Regions from separate parts of the Mus musculus genome. Here all the other regions are linked to region 3. The links are chromatin loops, found by intact Hi-C in ENCODE. Cell type or tissue: gastrocnemius. All regions are shown on one strand.

Region 1 (5,000 bases), 240 kb after region 3:
GTACATACCTGTGGTACTAATAGATAGATTGTGACTTCGATTAGGTAGCATGGCCCTGTCTCCTCTCACATTTATCCTTCCTCCCCTTGCCCCTGAAATGGCTGGAGATGCCTCTCAATGGTGGCATGCTTGCTCTTTAGCCTCAAAGCCTTGGCTTCCACCCCCAGAACCAGAGTAAAACAAAGCCCAAGCAACTATGAAGGTATAGAAAGAAACCCTTTGCTTCCTTCACCAAGGCCCTGGCTTAGTTTTCTGTCCAGCCTGGGCCAGCCTGTGTGGTGTATCACTGTCCCACACCACATGAAGCATGCCTGTCACAGGCTGCTTGCTCTCCTCTACCCTTAACATTCATTCGTGCCTCTGCTTTCCTCCTCCTCTTCCTCCTCCTCTTCGCTCCCCCTTTTCCCCTCCCCTACCCCTCCCTCTTCTTCCTCCCCGTCTCCCCCCATGGCCACCTCCTGCCTGCCCTGGTAGCTAAGTAGTGTCCTGATTGCTATCATCCTGTCCCTGCTTCCAGACAACTCTGCCCACAAAGTAGATAGGATTGCTTATATATCTTCTTTTGCAAGTTGTTCTTCCAAAAACTGACATTACCCATTCCCCTATAATGATGAGATGGGCCTCATGTTGCTCCTCCCTCTAGGTCCTCTGGCTTGAAGTGTCACCCTCTTCTGAAGGGGAGGTACCTGTGTGGTGAACTTGGTCCTCCATGTCCTCTTGGATAATAGCATGAAGGGTACTTGTATTTGGACATCAGTGTTGCCTGACCTACAGTACTTGGCGTGCTTGCCAAAGTGTGTTGTTTTATTTGAGAATTAGCAGCTCCTGTAGGATGATTGGGAGACAGGCTGGTGATGAGGAAGGGTGGCCTGGCTCCCTCTATAGACATTTCTGTGGGTGGTTTGCTATATTTTTTCTTATGGCATTTGAAGTCTTCTCTCAGTGTTTACCCCCAGCAGGTGCTTATTAGTAAATGCCCATTGCCTTGGTTTCCACCAGGAAGGAAGAAAGGAGGGCAGGTTTGCTGCCTCTGGGGTCTTCAAGCCAACCACTTAGAGTGTTCATGGAGCATAGGCCAGTATCTCAGTGTGGGCCTTGAGTGGATCCAGAGAGAAGACAAATAGAACAACCTGGGCAGCAGCTACAAGACACCAGAAGGCCTGAGTTCTCCCTGCTCCTCAGTTCCTCGGGGTAGCCAGGGTCTGGCCTTCCTGCTTCTCTGGAGTCCCGCCTTGTGTCTTCACTCCTTGGGCTCGACTGTGCCATGTTTATTAATCTTTGGGTTGGGCACTTTATTTCTAAAAGTGAGTTTTCTGCAAGATGCTTAAAATTCTTCACTAACATTGGGAAAGGATCAGGTCTTAGCCAAACTTCTGGAAAGGGAATCTCCATCATTCTAAGGACAGCTACTATATCGAAATCCTGGGACCCTAAAGTTCAAAAGTCAGCTGGCCTCTGCTATTTCAAGGAATCCAAATTCCATAGATCTCAGTCCCTTCATAGGCCTCTGTTGGGGGTGGGGTTGGAGGCTCTGGGTTCCTTCAACCCCCAGGCTAGTAGCTATTCCTGGTATATTACTGTAGGGATGTTTGGTTGCATGTTCTTTAAAGTAAGGCTACATACATCTAATGGGGCTTATTGTTTATTGTGATGTGATAATTTAAAGTTACTGACTTCGTGCCTGCCAGAGAGCTGGAATGAACTTGCCTGTGGGGTGCTGTTGGGTACCTTTCCCATGTGGGGTTTGGTCCCTTGTAGGCTTTTTTTTTTTTTTTTAAAACAAACAAACAAAAAACAGTTAAAGGTTTTTGTGAAAGATGGCCTCACTGGCTGTCTTCTATTCTGCCTTCCTCCTCTAAAAGGAGAAAAAACAGAGAGAGAAATAAAATTTTCTTTCTTTGGTCCAATGGCTGTGCCTGTGATCACTGGTCACTGGACCTGACTTCACTCATTACTTTGTTTGAATCCCCAGATAGACTTTGATTTGCTTTTCTGGAATAAAGATAGGTGATTTTAAATAAAGTTTTGGTAGGTCTCTGTTTCCAGGCTCTATGCCTGTCCGCTGTGGTACAAGGCTCTTGTAGTGCATCTGGGTCACTGCCCCCAGTCCATCAGATTCTTGGATTCTCTTGGCCCCTGCCTCAAGGACGTCTGTGTTTATGGGGTTGCTATTCTCTCTCAGAAGCTCTCAAAAGCCTTTGCGTCACATGTCCAGCAAACAACAAATGCTGGCCAGAGGTTGTGTTCTCACCCAGAGCACTGTGCCAGAGAACTCTGCTTTCTTTGGAGCCAGGACTGGATGAACCTGGACCTCAATGCCTGTGGGCCAGACCAAAGACAGCACTTGGTGCTCCTCGACAGGCAGTGCACAGGGTCACCTGAACTGTTGACACTCTTATACTGCACCCAGGTTCCCAGCCACCAGGGGCCAGACCTGTCTCTGTGTCCCCACTTCTTTCAGAGAGCTGAAGTTCCAATCCCTCCCACCCCCAGCCAGGCTTTTGCCCCAACAGCAGTGTCCTACCCTGATCTGCTGCCAGGCTGCAGACAAAAGCCTGATCAGTAGTCATGAACTCTTGCGAACAAACATTCCTTCTTCTGGGAGGGCAAGGCCTACTAACTCTTTTGAGTCTCACCCTTTCTCTAGAAGGTGCTAGTGGACATTTAAGATCTTCCTTGATATCTTCCAACTGGGGACGTCGAGTAACCAGATGAAAAGCACCCACACAGATAGCTCTAGTACACCCACTGCCAAAAAGGGCTACGAAGCAGAGATTACCCTAAATTAGGAAGATGATTGTTGCTGTGTTAATTGTATGCTGTCTTCTAAAGCTGTTTTTGTACTCTAGGCCCTGGCAGCAGGCTGGCTGTGGGTTCTCCCATGAGGTATTACATACTGGCACCCGCACAGCCCCAGTTCAGGGAGGGGAGTATGTGCCTGTTTCCAGAGCCACCCAGCTCCCTAGTCTCTCTTTAGGTGATGAGCTGACCATCTTTCTTTGTATTTTTAGACAGGTTTCATGCTGTTGTGCAGGCTAGCCTTGAACTTTGAACCCTCCTGACAGTAGTTGGGATTGTAGGCATATAATACTGCACAAGGCTTTATTTAACTTTATTAAAATCTCACTCCAGTCTGCTCTGGTCTTCTCAGTGCTCCACCCCCACACAGGTCTTTATCACAGGAGATGCAAACAAACACCCTTCTATTTTAGTGTGCCCGTCGTCAGTGTCACAGCTGTTGTGGCTTGTCTTGTTGGCCAGGAAGGCAGTCCTTGGCCCCGCAGCTGGCCCTGGAAGCTCACACTTGGCCTGGCCAGCCTGGGCCAGTCATGGCAGGCCAGGATGACTTGCAAGTCCGTTCCCTGCCTTGGTTCTTGGCTTTCTCACAAAACTCCCAGGTCCTTGTGTTGGTGATCCTTGTGTTCCATTGCACAAGGCCCAGGGAGCCTGTGCAGCTGAGTCCTTTGTTAGTAGTATAGGTTTCTGTTTGAGAGTTACCCCGGGACATGCAGACATCCTGTGGGACATACATGATAAAGTGGGGTGGGCACCCACTTCTGAGCAGCTCTTTCCTTTCAGTTTTCTTGCTGTCTAGATTATTTATTCTGCCAATCATATTGTATAAAGCTTTTCAAATTGAGAACCTTAATTTGTAATTGATGGGACTCAGAATCCCTTGTCTGTCTAAAACTCTGTTGGAAATCTCAGAGATCTCCCCCTCCTCTTGTTATACACAGAAAGAAATGTCCTTCAGCAATGAAAATAGATGTGCCTTGGTTTGTGGGGTCCCTGTGTCATTGGCACTGGCTGTCCCCATGGTCAGCTTTTTGGGAAGGCTTCTCTTCCCCACGTGAGGATTTAACTGAGCATGGAACCATGTAAGAGTAATAATACAGGAAATAATAGCTCATATTTGGAAAAGAAATAACAAATTTATTAAAAACTATTAGTATATTCTTAGGTTTTAATTTAAAAAGTGGATTTTTCTCTGATTACTGTCAAGCATGGTTTTAAAGACATTATTTAGTACAAGAAAGATTATATACAAAAATGCTTCTTAAATTGTACTGTGGCTGAGCCAAAACTTAACATTTTTCCTTTGGTGGTTTATCTTTTATATTTTATTAAGAAACAAAACAGCAGTGAAGCTTCTACCTAGGCTATAGATTGCTAGCCCTTGATTCTCCAGTAGCGTTGGAAGTTCTGTCTTCGTTGGAGTGAGTCTTTGGAGCAGGGATGGTCTTCATCCCCCTTCCCATGTTCCCTTGATGTCGGAGCTTTTGTCCTTCCCCTGAGCAGCTGCACTGTCATGTGTCAGGGTCATGCTGTTGGTGTCCAGCTTTGCTCATTCACAGTGTTCCTGTCCTGGTCCCAGGGGCACTTCTCTTGTTCATAGGCTCCTTGGCATGGGCTCCAGCCTCTTAGGGGAACTTTCCTGTTACCACCCTGTCACCACACCAGCTCCTCCATAGTGGTGACATCTCTGAGAGCAAGTTCCTTTCAAAGTCAAAATGAAAACTTTGTTTGTTATACATATATTCAATATATATGGATTTATTTGGTTGAGAACTGACCTGTTCACAGTATATTTACTTGCCTAGTTTGTTGTCAGGTCTCTTGTAACTTTTTGTATTAATGGGTTTGCTTGCTTGCTTGTTTATGTGTGTAAGTGTGTGGTGTGCCACAGTTACATGTGTCCATAAGAGGAAACCCTCAGTCACGTGTGGATTTTGGGGCTTGAATTCAGGTTGCCATGCTTGGAGGCAAACCGCTTTACCTCATAATCAGGTCTTTTATATTTACCACCCACATATGCCCTGGTCCTTCAGATTGGGTTCAGGACTTTGTACTTCTATGTCTTTTAGTTGGTTTTTATACTTTTTTTTCCTATAAAGATCTTATATTGAATTTAATAATTTGTAAATTGTAGCTACCTTTTCTGTTAAAGATGATCCTTTTTTAAGAAACTTAAAATTTAGTATGTGAGTGTTGTGTGTGTT
Region 2 (5,000 bases), 330 kb after region 3:
TTTGTCACAATAATGGAAAAATAACTAACATACATCTTTGAGAAAAAAAACCTGTGTGGGGACCATCTATCATGTAAAGTCTATATGCCTCTTAAATCAGCTGGGCACATGTGGCTGTAGGACACACACACCATGCAGGCTCTCACACAGTACCTGACATTCCTGCCCTAGGAATATTAGGGTCAAAAGTAGCCCCCTGATCCACAGAACAGTTTTCCTACGTTGCTTCAGCTTGAGTTCTGTTGAGGGTGTGACAGAAAGGTTGGTGTTTGAGCAGTGCCGTGAGCAGCATTAAGATGTTAGTACCATGTGTCATGAGACTTGAGCTTGACTGTAACCTCTTCTGATTGGCTGGTCAGTAGTCAGTAGGGATAATGGGAGCTTCCTAGAGACCCAGAAGGTTCTCTGCCCTGCTGGAGCAGTGGGTGAACACTTTCCTCAGCATTTAAGGCCTGTTAGCAAAGAAGGCTTTTATCTTTGTTCACTTTTAAAAAGTCTGATTGGGTTTACACGAAAAAAAATGTCTATTAAATTGAATGTCTAGTAAATTTAAAAGTTGGGGTCAATTAAACTAAGTTTGAGTTAAGTATGTGGCTCAAAACTGAGCATTGGCTTAAAAGTGAACCTGGTTTAAGTTCCAGTTAGAATAGTGGCCTTGCTGTTACTGTATTTGTTTTTGTTTTGTTAGAAAATTTTGTCTGTGTGTCTTATTTTTCTGTGACTATGATAAAGCACCATGGCCAAGGCAGTTTATAGAAGAGTTCCTATATTTCTTTTCTTTTAAAACAGAATTTCCTGTTCCTACTGCAGGCACTTTTATACCAAGAGGCACACAACAGTAGCCTCCTCTGCAAAAGGTTTATCTTCTGGTTATTCTCAACACAATATTTTGTGCTCTCTGTCACAGAATTGGGGGACTCATGGTTTCAAAGGGTGAGCCCACGACCATCATGGCAGGGAGCATGGGAACAGGCAGGAGGCCTGGCACCCGCACAGTAGCTGCATGGGCACATCCTGAGAATGATGTGTGCTTTTGAAACCTCAAAGCCTGCCCCTAGTGGTACACTTCCTAACCCTTCCCAAACAGTTCCACCAACTGGGGACCAAGTATTCCAGTATGTGAGCCTATGCCAGCATATTCTCATTGGAGCCACCACACTGTGGTTATCTTATTCTAAACTGTCCTGTGGTGATATGGATTGCATCTGCCGAAGATCTCTTCTCGGCATTCTCCCTCTACCTTGGCAGAGTCTTGGATATGGTAGTGAGTTACTACGTGCAGATAGCTGACTTTACCCAGTGTAAAGTCAGCTCTTCCAGAAGGCTTGTTATTATGGTCTGAATTCTACACTCAGTGGTGTCTTCTCACTGGACAGTACAGGCCCAGCCCTTGTGGAACCAAGGAGGGAGATTCTTGTGACAGATACCGTGTGTGGTCAAAGAAAGGAAAGAAGCAAAGCTCCGAGTGCCTGGGTCATAAACGGTCACTGACAGTGTTCTGTGGTAATGGGCTGAGGAACACAGATCTGGTTAGTTCTTTCTGCCCTAGCAACATGACCTCAAGATGTCGTGACACACACAGGACCAGCAGCATTGTTCTGGGGTGTCTTTGGGAATCTGGCCATTATTTGCAATCTGTATCTCTTTAAATTTCAGGTTTGCATGTCTTTTTGACTATAACAGGATACTCGCTTTACTTCTAGTTACTAAGGGAAAATACAGAGAGACTCTTCATCAATGACCTACTCCATGCTCCTGAGTTGGGTGTCTCTGAGCAGAGCTAGTTGTTTAGGGCTGTTTCTTGGAATGGATGATTATAAAATGATTGCACTATTATTTTTAAAAATGTCACCATGTTTGCTTTCCAAAGGTGATTAAAGCAGGTAAAAAGTTAACCTGATGCCAGTTGCCTAGTGACCCATTGAGGGTGCATTACCTGTGGACACCACCACCATACCTTTAAGAACTCTCTGACTGACCCTACTTATTCACAGATGTTATTCTAGCAGCCCTAGAGTCCATGAATATGTGGACTATACAATGGGGCTTTCCTAGAATGGCTGGGAGTAGTCTCTTGGAATGAAGCTTAGTACAAAGTGTTATAACCTGATTTTCCCATAAAGGATAGAAAAATGTTACTGTTCTGAAGTTATTATAAGAACTGGAGCTGGGTTCAGTGGCTCAGTGCCATTGGCTGAGAGGAGCTTAGATCCTGACTTATGTTAGATTTATCTATATATTGACTGCTATCAACAAGGGTGGCCAAGTGAGGATGCAATTTTGAGACTTGGGTTTGGTCCCTTGTCCCATCCATCCAGCTAGGTTGTAACTTGCTGATAACTTCCTCTGACTTTCAGCTGTCCTCCGTGAGACACTGTCCTCTTTAGGGGATGTCTTTCAGAAACAGACTCAAGATAAAACTGTGGAAGTACACATGCCAACCTCATATCAAACTTTCAGAGTGTTTTCACACTCCTTGTCATTTCGTCTTCATTGTGGGGCAATACTGCTGCCCCGTGGAAGCATGGGGAAGGCAGCAAGCAAAGTGTGTGGTGCTTCTGTGAGGATAGACCAAGCCAGGCAGCTGGCCTGCCCATCTTCCCTTCCTGCTGTGTCACCTCATACTCTGCTGAAGCATGCTGCCAGCTCAGGGCAGAGATCCACTTTAGAGGCCATTTTAGTGGCTGTTTGAAATATAAACCAGAGAGCCAGGAGTCTCTGCTGGCCTTCTCTGACCGCCCCCTGCACCCACTGTTGCTAGACACAGTGTTAAGCTTTCTGCAAGTGGCCTTTCTGTGGGGAAGGTAGCCATTGTAGGGTCTGGGCAGGCCTGGGCAGTCTTTCAGTGTTCTCTCAGTCTCTTTCTCTAAGCTGTTATGGGGAATTCCTGTACCCTCTCCAGTTAATCTGCCATACACCCGGCTGCAAATGACCTTTGCCCCATGAATCTTCTTAGTAACTGATTTTCTCAGGAGAGCTCTGGAAAGTTTACATAAACAGGGACATAAAGTTTACATAAACAGACAGTGCCACCTGCTCAGTCTGCCCAGTAAATCTTTGTTGCACACAACCACAGTTGTGACTGGACAGCTCTGAGAAGTCTTGAGGCTCTAACCTCTTCTGGCTTACTTCTATAGCATTAGGGAAGCTAGACTAGGAAGGCTCACTCGGCAGGTTGTGGAGGTATAGCATAGGTGAGAACAGAGCTATAACCTCTGTCCTAGGGGCTGGGGCTAGGTTAGGTCAGCCCCAGGGTGTCTGTGTAGGTATGGTAGCCTGAGAATTTGCCTGGGTCTTCCAGGATAGCCCCACAGGACAGGGACCAGCACCTCTTTTATTATGCCCATGGTATGAATAAGTTGGTGGCCCTGTTTATTTTGCTCATGCTTATGTTTTATTGAAAGTAATCTGAGTGGCTCAATGCCTGGGCCACACAGGTTTGACTGTTGGGGTGGAAACAATTATACAATTGCTGTCACTTTTCCATCACATTCTTGATATGATGTGACTTGAATTTCCCATGCTGAGTAAGTGGCATATTGTGATTCTGATTGGAACAAACTCAGAGCAGTTTACAGTCCCACCCCCTCAGTCTACCCAGTGCTGTAGTTGACTGTGGAAGCTGGTGATAGACAGTCTTGGGAAGAAATCCAACCAGGGAGCTGTAAGGCCTGTGGTTAGAGGGGAGTACAAGAAGGCCTTCTGTGTGCAGCTTGGGCACTTCTAGAAGCATGAACCTTGCAATGTGTGTGTCAGGATTAGCTGTGGCTGCACTAACCTCCTGGCAGCACTATATGTAGTTCATGAAGGTTGGCTTAAGCTCCTCTTTTGAGTGCTCATCCAGCATCAGAGAGATTGGACATATCTCTGGGTACATCTATTTGTCTTCCATAAAGTCTTGCTGGAGATGACATGAGGCAGCATATGAAGTGCACACACTCCATGTGTGAAGTGGAACCATCTTCACACGTGTTTACTGAAACCACATTTGTGTACATTCATATGCGCACATGCTTGGACCTCACAGCTAGTTCATATATTCAAGCATATGCTGAAGGATTAGCTGTTTTCCCATGTGGGCATCATCGAAACTGCTTAGGAGCCAGTCCACCTAAGGTAAAAACTTTATTAGGCTGCCTCTTTGCTTTAGTTTCCTCTTTTAAACTGTTCTTTCTTAGTCAGGGATCTCTAAAGGAACAGAGCTGATATGGTGGAGATAAATATTTTACACACACACACACACACACACACACACTAAAGGAGGTTTAGTAGACTGGCTTACAGGCTTTGGTCTGGTAGTCTCATGAGGGAGAGGCTAAGAATACAGTAATTGCTCAATCTCTGAGGATAGATGTCTCAGTAAGCCCAGTCTGGCACAGAAGTCCTGATCTTCAATCTGTGTTGGAATCCCAAAGAAGTAAGCTATAAATACCAGCCAAGGAATGAATGTATCAGTAACAAGGCAGATGAATTTGCCATTGAGAGTGAAGGCAAGCAAACAAAAGCAAACTTTTCCTTCTTCTATCTCCTTTATATGTGCTGCCACCCTAAGGTGTGGCCCAGATTTAGGGTGGCTCTTTCTACTTCAAATAATCTGATTAAGAAATCCCTCACAAATCTAGGCATGTTGGTACACACCTTTAACCCTGCACTCAGCAGGAAGAGGGATCTCTGCGTTTTAGGCCAGCCAGGCCTATACACCCTGTCTCAAAAAAAAGAAGAAAAAGAGAAAAGAAAATGCCTCACAGGGGGGCCCAGCAGCCTGGGGTTTCAGTAGCTTCCAGTTATAGTCAGTTGGTAATCAAGGTAGCAATTTAGCATCACAAGTTCCTTCTAAGGCTGTAGGATTCAGGTCTAAGTGAAAAGCATGCCAAAGGTCCCAAGCCTCTGTTGGTTTCCTGTCATGGCTGTATTCTGTGCTGTGACCTACACAGTCTTGGGTAGCTGGACGTTCAGTTCTAGACTGTCTCCATACTTAATCATTGATCACTCACTCTGAG
Region 3 (5,000 bases):
GGAAACACCCCCACAGATGTACCCAGAAGAATGCCTTCTAGGTGATTCTAAAGCAATCAAGTAGACAATGAAGATTAGCCTTTATCGTGATCAGGCATGGCGATCATAAGACCTGCAATGTCTTTGTCTCATCATGTCAGTAGCCCTGACTAAGAAAAGCTAGTACCCTAAAGCCTGTCCTGGTCTCTGTTCAACCTGACACAGAGTCTCCCATAGCTGTCAACGGGATGAATCGTCCTAATTAACAACAGGGGAAGAGGCTTGCACATGCTCTGTGGAGCTGAGTTCCACGTGTGATGTGTTGACTGAAGTGAGTGCCCTTAGCCCCCAGTAGCATCCTTCAAGAGCGGTGGCTCTCAGCCTTCCTGGTGCTGTAACCCTTTAATACAGTTCCTTGTGTTATTATTTCCTTGCTACTTCATAAGTGTAATTTTGCTACTTTTAAATGACTCATAATGTAAATATCTGATATGCAACCCCACAAAGGGGTCAAGACCTCCAGGTTGAGAACTGCTGCTCAAGAACTCGGAACTTACTCTGTACTCGCTGGGGACCAGGCCCTGCTCAGTTTCTCACACTGGTGATGAGGAGCTGAGAAGTGGGGCTGCCTTTCACTTTGCAACCCCGAGGAAGGGGCAGCCCACTTTCACAAGCTGACTGTTGGTGTCTCATAGGCTGTGTGGACCAGTGACACTCGCCTTGAACATCTGGCATGTGGACAGCAGGGGGGATGGGCAGAGTGAAGGCTTCTAAGCCACGTCTTGCCTGAAACTTGGATTCTGCCCCATCAAACCTGTGTGGTTGTGCTTTCTCTCAGTGTGGGGAGGGGCCCAGCTCCAGGCAGAGAGAAGAGGCATGGCTTTGCAGTGAGAGCAAGATGAGGAAGTAGAGGCAGGTTCAAATACCCAGAAGAAGGTAGGGAGGGCCAGTTCCAAAGCACCATGTGACCTGTGGGACCCAGTGACCTGTATTCCAGCCACAGTCTGATACTTAACCAGACCTGAGTGACCATCAGTCCTGACCCAGAATGGTGACTATCAGCCCTCCATTAGAGTTAACTGGGATGATGGGGAGTCCCATATCTTATCCAAGGAAGGAGGTATCCTTCACTCATGGTAATAGGGGTAAGGAGCTTGGAGGGCTTCTGTTAGGCATTCCCAGCAGATCTGCTCGGTTCCTGGCTTGTTCAAGACTCATAGGTCTGGCAGTTCCCATACAGTATCTGTTGGGCTGGGGACATCACTACAACAGAAGAAGACTAGCTGTCTCTGGGTCCTGGCCCCCCAGCAGCCAGGCAGGCACTAGCCCTGGGCCTCAGTGGGAAGGAAAAGTCCCTTTATCACTCTCCAGCATTTAGTTTGCCTGGATCCTCCTCCCCTAGCTAATTCCTCCACTGCTTCTAGCACACAATCTAGCCTCCAACTCCATTCTCTGCCTCAGGGGTCCTAGACCCTCTATGATCTCTGCCCACAGCCTGGGCTCTAAAGCTTGTACCATGGAGCACTGTAGCTTCTGCAGCCTCAACTCCTATCTACGTGCCCTACTCCACCCCAAATCCTCAACTCCCAACTACAGACTGAACCAGGTAGTTTGGGGTGATCAGGAGTGGGTGGAGCCCTCCTGAAAGCCTCAAGGTTGGCTGTGCAGAGGGGAGCGGCTCTTCTCATAGGCATCTGCAATTGCCTTAGTGCCCCAGGAACAAGGAGGGTGGAGCAAGAGAGAAAGGGCTGGAAATCCAGACATCTGAGGAACTGGAGAGAAGGGTGAGCCTCAGAGTCTACCAGTTTCTTTGCAAGTTGGGGTAGGTTGGCTTTCAGGGTCCTGAGGCTATTTCCACCAAGAGAGTCATGTTAGAGTGCTGCAGCCCTTGGGAACGGAGAATGGTATATGACCCCGATATCTCAGGCTGTCTTTAGAAATGAGAGCTGGAGAGCAGAAGGCTACATGTGAAGAGGGGCACTGGGCAGCCCAGGTATGGCAGGAACACACCGGCCAGGATGAGAGGTAGCCCAGCTTCCTGCTCACTGTGTGCGTGGGGCACATTAACTTCTCTGGACCAGGTCTCCAGAGGTGCACTCCAAGGGAGGCAGGGAAATGGGAGAGACAACAGTGCTCACCCACAGTCCTCACCAAGCTTGGCAGCTATGTGAGCCGGTGCTGGCATGTCCAGTAGGCAGATGGATTACAGTGGAGCTCAGTTTACTGAGTGAGGTCAGCCACTCCAGCTGTCACCCACGCCTTTGGAACTGGAGCTGCCATGAAGATGTTCTGGCAGGAAAGAGACCTATCTTGTCTCCCAACACCCAGGCTGGGCCCTCACACCTGCAGGTTGGTGACAGATTTAGCATCTGCCCTGGCACCCTCTCTCCCTCCTCTGCATTCTCTCCCCCACCTTGGTCTGCATCCTGAACATCATGGGACCAGCCCCTTGTTCTTGCCAACTGGCTGTTGTGCATGGCAGTGACCCAGCCCCAAGAAGACATTCCTGATATATTTGCTATAGAGCTTTCTGGCTGGGCAGAGGTAAGAGAGATAAAAGGCTTACATTTGAAGAGCTGGAGGTGGGAGACTGAAAGCGCATTCGAGAAGTAAGAAGACGGTCTCAGAAGGTTCTGTGTGGGCCATGGAGAGAGGGCATGAGAACCAAGAACCAAAGGCTATATTGCCCAAGAGCTGGCATCAGTCATAGGGTGGGTATCTTATGACAACACTCCAAAGGGCCAGCTGTTTCTTGCAGGAAGCGGATGGCAGCTAGGGTTCTCAGGAAAACAGCCTGCCGATGTTCAAAGTGCAAATGAGAGACATAATCAGACATAGACTCAGCCACTGTGCTTGAGGGGAGGAAACCAAGTGGGGTTAGAACAACCTGGTCTGAGGATACTGAGCCAAGGGCAGGAGAGGACAGGGCCACCATGAGGACAGGGGACACGCTTTAGGGGAATGCACTGCACTGAAGGGGACAACAGTGGTAAGCAGACAGGAATGGGTGCCAGTTCCGCTTATGAGGAGCCCTGGTAGAGAGCAGGGCTGGGTGGTGCCACCAAGGCCAAGCGTGGGTGACAGCTGGGAAGCAGGGACCCTTTCCCCCAAGCCCTGGCCACTAAGCTGCTTCTCCATTAGCATTCAGCAACCACGGATCCGATTCCTGAGGTCAGTCCCAAGGTGAGTTTGTTTTTATTTTGAATAGAGTAGCAAAGAGGAGCTTACTGGTCGACCACACTCACACTATGTCCCCACTTGAGGGCCAGGTCTCTGATATAAGACCCACTATCCAGCCCAGAGCAACTCAAAGCCCCAGCCCTTTCCTGAGCTTAGGACCTTCCAATTGCTTTCCTGGTCACTGTCTCCTGGTCATACAGAGGCCTTCTGTGTCTGTCTCACTGACATGAATGAGTCCGGGAAGTACAGCCACAGGCTATGGTTACAGTTTTTCTAGTTCTTACCCTGCATCAAATCAGATTTTAAATTCAAGCCAGTCTTCAGTAAAAGCCACTTAGATGACAGCAGCCCCTGGCCCTATGGGGGAGTAGCTGTCTTGATGCCTTGGTGACACCTTCAGATTGTGTCCTCTCTTGGTGCCTAAAAACATTACCACAGTGCTGGCTGACACGACGTGTGTGGGGTAAGACTTGAAAGGGCCTTAGTGTGTCACCTAAACCTGCCCTTCTCCGTTCCTGTCACCTCGCAAGTAGCAAGTACATTTTCAGAGACTGGGGAGCTCACCGCAGATTCAAGGATACAGAGACAAGGGGACATTTCTACAGGCGAGATGGAGAGGCTCACACAAGCTGTTTTGAAACAGCCATTTCTTCCACTGAGACTTAAAACAGGAGTGTTCAAGGATCAATAACAAGGTGGCGCCCGTCCAAACTCGGGCAGGCCACGGCTGGGTGGATGCCCTTGCAAAAGTATTTTCTGAGTAAGGTTGCTCTGGTCTGTGCAAGGCTGTGGTCTGGCAGGGCGTTCCAGGCCATTCCTAGATCAAGCACAAATGTGAGCTCACCTCCTTTAAGTACGCTTGGCTTTGTTTACTATTTGCTTTTTGTGTGTTCTAACCTGGGAAACCCCATTGATCCTATCAGTATCTCCAAGTGCAGGTTCTGAGTGGATTTCATCTTGGTCAGCATGTGGACACAGAGGAATGACAGCGAGATGGTGAGCCTCACACTGGCATGGGCACATCTGCACAGGCTGTCCCTTGGGTATGTCCTTTCCGTGTGTGTCTATGTTGGGCCCTGTGGGGAGCGGGAGGAGGTTTTCTCTGAGATGGCGACTGCACAGCATCTCTCTGGAGGAAGAGAGGATCCTTTTGAGAGAGCAAGAAGTCAAAGCACAGAACTGGGAAGAAATTGCTCAGGACACTGGGCCAATAACTGTCACTTACCTGACCCAGGTTCTCAGGACTGCTCTGCAGTAACCCACAGATGATAGCCATGGGCCCAGAAGCAACCTGAGGAGAGGAGTCTGCTTAGAGCCTTCCCAGACAGTAGGCCATTCTAGCCTAGGGCAGGTGAGGTCCTTAGCCTACTCCCTTTGCACACTCATCTGGGTCTCTTTCTATCTGTCTTCTGCCCAGAGGACCCCGTGTTCTGTGGCTAAACTAGCTTTTGACCTAACATCTTCTCCTTGCTGGTCCCTCAGTCTGGATCGCAGCAGGTTTTCCTTCCTGACTGCCTTTGTGGTCCAGTTTGTGTTTTCCTGAATAACTGCTCCTTCTCACAGCTCCCTGCCATGCCAGGTCACAGAAGCCTCAGCCTTCTTCTCCGGAGAGCAGGCCTGTGGTAAGGCAATTTCATCCTGCTTGGGATAGCTGCAGATGCTTTCTGTCTCTCCCCATTTCCCAGGCCTTGCTACTGGTTGGTTGCATGGGTCAATAGGCAACCAGACACAGATTCTAGTCCTGGATCTGCCTCTGAGACTAGGCAGCTCCTGTGACCACCCTGACCCCAACTTCCTCAGAGCCTCTTGTGTTGGCTGATGTTGGCTGGTGTTGCCACGAG
Region 4 (5,000 bases), 230 kb after region 3:
CATTGTGGTGCTCAGGCTGCCCCAGATCTGACTCATAGCAGTTCTTGTTCTGACGCCACTGGCAGGTCCCCAGAACCTAAGGCCCCTCTTCATGCTGACTCAGTACAGTGTTCCAGTCCTGGGGTTGCTGTTCCTTTATGAGGCCTCAAAGTTGTTTTTGATGTGTGTGTGTGTGTGTGTGTGTGTGTGTGTGTGTGTGTGTGTGTGAGTATACCCCGTGTATGGGGTGGATACACTAGAAGTTGACATCTGGTGTCTTCCTCTGTTGCTCTCCATTTTGAAACAAGGCTTCTCACTGAACCTCAAACTCTTCCTTTAGGCTACACTGGCTGACAGTGGAACCTTAGCGACCCTCTTTTGCCTTTCTACTGCTAGGATCATGGTTGCTCACCACCATGCCCAGTGTTTGTGTGGTGCTAGATACCTGAATTGAGGTCATCAGGTTTAACATGGTGAGCACTTTGTCTGCTGAGCCATCTCCCCAGCCCCTTGGAAACAGCTTTTAGAAACATGCTTCAAGTGCTATGGCCCAGCATACAACTGGGGCTCAACTAAAGAGGTAATTGAATGCAGCTCTATTTTGGGTTCTTGTATGTAAATCCCTTATGCTTGTACCTGTACCTCCAGTTCCACTCAGCATTGTGGTGGCCCCGGGCTGTCTTGTCTCTTCAGAGTTGATATTTCCATGGACAGTAAAGTACTTAGCACCCAGAATGTAAAAAATGATTTGTTCATTTGTTCAACTTTAGAATATTAAAATAACAACAACAACAAAACATGTCTCTGTTTTTTTTTTTTTTGTTTGTTTGAAAAAGAAACTCAGTGACCAGAACTCAGCATCCTTCGAAGGCATAGGACCAAACCTTGTGTCCAGCGTGCTTCAGAGAGCCCACTTCTGTGTGAAACATGGCTCGATCCACGTGTCTATGTTTCATTTCAACTTCTCTCTTCATACTGGTTCTCATTTGTTGGTCTTCCTTTGTGCATATGGAGCTGACTATGTTCCGTGTGGCAGTGAGCTTTGGAGATTCTCTCCTGCTCACCCTGACCTTGGGGTAGCTTGTGTGATAGAGCAGGAGTACACATTCCCTCTGCATCATGCAAGGATGTTCACAGGCATCGTCACTGACTCCTGACATCTACTGGGCTCTGGATGCCTGCTTGTTTGAAGCTCTTTAACAGTTGACTCTATCAACTAGGTACCCTATAAAGGGAATATGGCAGTATGCCCACTGGGACTTTACTGTGGGAGTAGCCATATGTATGACCTTATAGGGGTTGTGTTGTCTGAGTTACTGTAGGGAAGTGATTTATGTAAAAAAGTTAATATGTATATAAGTAATTTTGTTACAATTTCCAAAATTTCATGCATAGAGAGAGTACTATTTTATAGTCCTACTAGCTGGGTCTGGCATGGTAGGTGGTTCCTATAGGCATACTGTGCTAGCAGATTATCTCTTCTTACTTGCTGTCTGGATAAATCCAGAGCCTCTCTTCCTTCCCAAAGGCTGTTTTTCTGTTGGCATGTTGGACTTGGTTCCAGGCTTTTCCAGAGTTCGTCATAGGAGGGACCATGACTACTAGCTACACATTTACCCATGGTTCCCCTCTTTACCTGCTGCTTTCGACACTTTATTGCACTCATTTACCACATAAGCCTTCTCAGAGTCGCACCCACTGTGCACTTTCTGCACCTGTACTGGGATCTCCGGTGGGAAGCAGCTTCTGTGTAGCCATCGGGGTTCCTCCTTGTCCCTTGTGCTGTGTGGTGAGTATGTATCATACCCTGCCTGTTGAGAGGTTGCTCTTGGGTGTGGTGGTGTTTTGGTCTAATTTTATCCTAACCCAGATCACCCTCCTGTTGTCCCAATGCTGTTTATTTACAGGTCCCTGTTGTATCATGCTACTGTCACCCTTGCTGGAATCTGTCCTTTTACCTGGCTGTGTCTGGTCATTGTGCCAGCACCATGCTGCCTCAGGTATAACATTCTCAAAATGTACATTTCTGTCCAAAATCTTTCTTTTTGGAATACTAGTTATGTTGTATATTTTTCTCTGGCCTCTCCCCAACCCCCCACCCCCACCCCACCCCATTCCCACTGTGCCTTTGGGAGGTTTATTTTAAATAGGAGTATATGTGTTTCTATGTGGGGGTATGTGCATATTTGAGTGCAGATGGAGTCTAGAAGAGAACATTGGATCCCTTGGAACTGGAATTACAGGTGTGAGCTGCCTGATATGGGTGCTGAGACCCAAGCTTTAGTTTCTGCAAGTCCTCTCTGAATTACTTCTGTAGTGCTTTTCACTGTTGAACAAATCTCCCTTCAGCTCTAGCTACTTCATTATTTAATTCGTTCATTTAGTTTAAAATTTCAAGGATTATAATTATTTTTACTTTATACAGCTCTTTTTTTGGTGTTTTAGAGACAGGGTTTCTCTGTGTAGAACTCACTCTGAAGACCAGGCTGGCCTCGAACTCAGAAATCCACCTGCCTCTGCTTCCCAAGTGCTCGGATTAAAGGTGTGTGCCACCACTGCCTGGCTTACAGCTCATTTTTAAATATATAACCACTACTAATATTGGTATTTGTTAGGCACAGTTAAAAAATGAGCTTACACACACACACACACACACACACACACACACACACACAATGATTAGTACATATAATCTCATTTAATTCTTCATGTCCCTCCAGGAAAGGTTGGTTGTCATATTCCCTTTTGGCAGATGAGAAACTGAGGCATAGGGAGTTTGGGAGCTCTCTGGGGCCTGCACAGCTGTTAAGTAGTAACAGGACTGTCTAATAACCTGCTACTGCTTTCCTGGTCCAGTACCTCCTTATGGCTTATTATGATGATTTTTATTCTTAGAACTTTCTGTGGACAGTGTATGTGTTGCTGACACAGTCCTCCAGGGGGATTCTGGCATGTTTATACTTGAGTAGTGGCTAAGACACTGCTTAGAACACACCTCAGAGTACATGAACCGAGGATGTCTGTCAGGGCTCACCAGCTGTTCACAGCAAGACGATCTGTGGCTCTGAGCCTTCAAGGGCACCTTCTCTCTGGATATGCTCCATTCAAGCCAGTGGCAGACTTATGTTTGGCCTTGTCCCCAGATTTGCCTTGCTTTGAACTCCTGTCTCCTGTGACATTCTTTTGTGGCCTGCCGAACACATCTTTGCAGGTGATATGGTCATGCTGGCAGGAACAGGGTCCTCTTTCAGGCTTTGCTTTGTCCTCAGTTGGCCGTTGTATGGAGCATTAGCTCTGCTGGAAGCTCTGATGTGACTGAGCAGAGAGCTGGAATAACCTGGGTGCTGAGAGGAGCTGGGGATTAGCCTGGCCATGCTTGTTAATGCTGGGGACAGCCAGGTGATTCCCAGGTGGACTGCCAGATTGCATGTGGCTCATTGAAGGGCCGTAGGTATAGTCCCTACAACTTGGAGTTTCAAGCCTGAGTTCAGTTCCAAGAAAAACTGTTCTTGAATTATACGTATCTCGGGGTCCTTGCCCCAGCTTCTCAGTTCTGAGACAATAAGATCAGTTCCTGGTTACCTCAGAGACATCCCATCTAGTTCTTTTTTTCAAGGACTTTTCTTGTTCTCCATATAGAGCACATTTAAACTATGGAATGAATCCATGTAGAAGCCAGCTTGGTAGAGAGAGACAGGGACAGAGGAGAGCTTCCTTATCCAGTCACCACCCCACTTTTGGGTTCCCCAAAGGTATTTGGGCAGAGATCAAAGGAGGACTTCCCTCAGCCTTCTTCTGGGATAGTCTTCCTTGTAAGCTGCTCCAGGCCACTGTCTCCAGCTTCTTTTCCTCCCGGCCTCCCTACAGCAAGCACAGTGGTAGCCTGCCTATAGGCTGTCAGTGGGGCTTACAAGTGGAGCTGGAGCTTGTGACTTCCAGCTCCTGTAGTTGAGGAAGCCTAAAGGGCAGGGGTCCTGCCTGGGTCACCGGGATCCTGCTGGTCCTGAGCCTGTGACCACTGTCCTAGACTGTTGAAGCCTCTGTTTTGCAGCTTGTGTCCAGCTATGGGATAGAGCTCTGCTCACTCTCCTTTTTTCTGTGCTTGTTCTGGTGAGTGCTCTGGGGTTTTGGCACAACAATCATCAACTTCCCCCTTAGGGCGCCATGCCTGTTTCTGAGTTAGTGTCCATTTTCATAAAGACCAGTGTGAAAGTTTTCACTAGTTGGATAATCAAAGAAAAGAGTGGTTTGTCTTTCCTCTGCAGCATAGAACAGATGATGACAAAGAGCCAAGTCCGACAGCATTCATGCTTGAAAGTGCCATGGTAGAAACTTTACCCCTCGCCATACACCCCATAAATAGCACACAGGGTTGTGTTTAGGATGTAGGGCAATGGGAAGTTTTTGCTTGGATTTTACTGATGACTTGACTCATCAGATGGTTAAGGGGGGAAAGAACACATATGAAAGTGTACCTGCATGTGTGCCTGAGTGAACCTTCTGGGTGCCATGTGGGAACTTACCCTGGTGAGCCTGCTCTGGAAAGGTGGGTTGTACTGTCACCTCTGGCTCTGTGTGATGGAGATAAACAGTGGGCAGATGACCTCCCTTTTGTCTGGCCCTCAGGGTCTGGGGCCCTGGCACTGAAACTCTGGCACTAGTGCTGAGTGCCCCTCTAAGAAGAGAGTCCTGAGATCCCATCCTTGCTTAGGTGGCATTGCTGCTCTGCCCCTTGGTTGGGCATGGGACATATGGCCATTTTCAATGGTGATGCTGTCATGTGACATGGAGGCTCATCAGCTGTAGACTCGTTAAGGGGTGAGGGTTTTTTTTTTTTTTTTTTTTTTTTTTTAGCTTTCCCACAAAGGTCTAATGCCTGAGTGAACTCTAGAACTCTAGCTCTGTGAACAGGCCTCTATTCTTTGGGGGCTAAACTAGGGGCCTGAGAGTCCAGTATGAAATGCAAGGAAGAAGAAATGAGAGGCAAGAGACAGATAGGCTGTTCTCTGTTACGGTGGGAC

Evidence for each region. Peaks named below come from ENCODE experiments on the same cell type or tissue, not always from the same donor. Only the 100,000 strongest peaks of a DNase experiment are listed, where the experiment ranks them.
Region 1: it touches region 3 in a loop (4-fold over the local background); 4 of 42 quality-filtered maps call a loop at or near these places.
Region 2: a loop joins it to region 3, with 4 times the contacts of the local background. A loop is called at or near these places in 3 of 42 quality-filtered maps.
Region 4: a loop joins it to region 3, with 4 times the contacts of the local background. A loop is called at or near these places in 3 of 42 quality-filtered maps.

What each region holds. Positions count from the first base shown.
Region 1 is chr1:92,097,987-92,102,986 of GRCm38, reverse strand. The region is part of intron 2 of Hdac4 (histone deacetylase 4); the gene reads left to right. Among named protein-coding and RNA genes, the nearest start is that of Hdac4, 80 kb to the left of the region's middle. In gastrocnemius, a CTCF peak has its summit at 2,408 (motif pointing right); DNase peaks (open chromatin) are centred at 2,445 and 3,314; H3K4me3 peaks cover 1,066 bases; H3K27ac peaks cover 5,000 bases.
Region 2 is chr1:92,014,050-92,019,049 of GRCm38, reverse strand. All of the region lies in intron 4 of Hdac4 (histone deacetylase 4), which reads left to right. Among named protein-coding and RNA genes, the nearest start is that of Gm46242, 140 kb to the right of the region's middle. In gastrocnemius, a CTCF peak has its summit at 2,514; a DNase peak (open chromatin) is centred at 2,591; H3K4me3 peaks cover 1,130 bases; H3K27ac peaks cover 4,119 bases.
Region 3 is chr1:92,341,225-92,346,224 of GRCm38, reverse strand. No RefSeq gene overlaps it. Among named protein-coding and RNA genes, the nearest start is that of Gm35992, 36 kb to the left of the region's middle. In gastrocnemius, a CTCF peak has its summit at 2,750; a DNase peak (open chromatin) is centred at 2,221; H3K4me3 peaks cover 1,241 bases; H3K27ac peaks cover 4,520 bases.
Region 4 is chr1:92,114,450-92,119,449 of GRCm38, reverse strand. The region is part of intron 2 of Hdac4 (histone deacetylase 4); the gene reads left to right. Among named protein-coding and RNA genes, the nearest start is that of Hdac4, 63 kb to the left of the region's middle. In gastrocnemius, a CTCF peak has its summit at 2,900; no DNase peak of the experiment used is centred here; H3K27ac peaks cover 4,616 bases.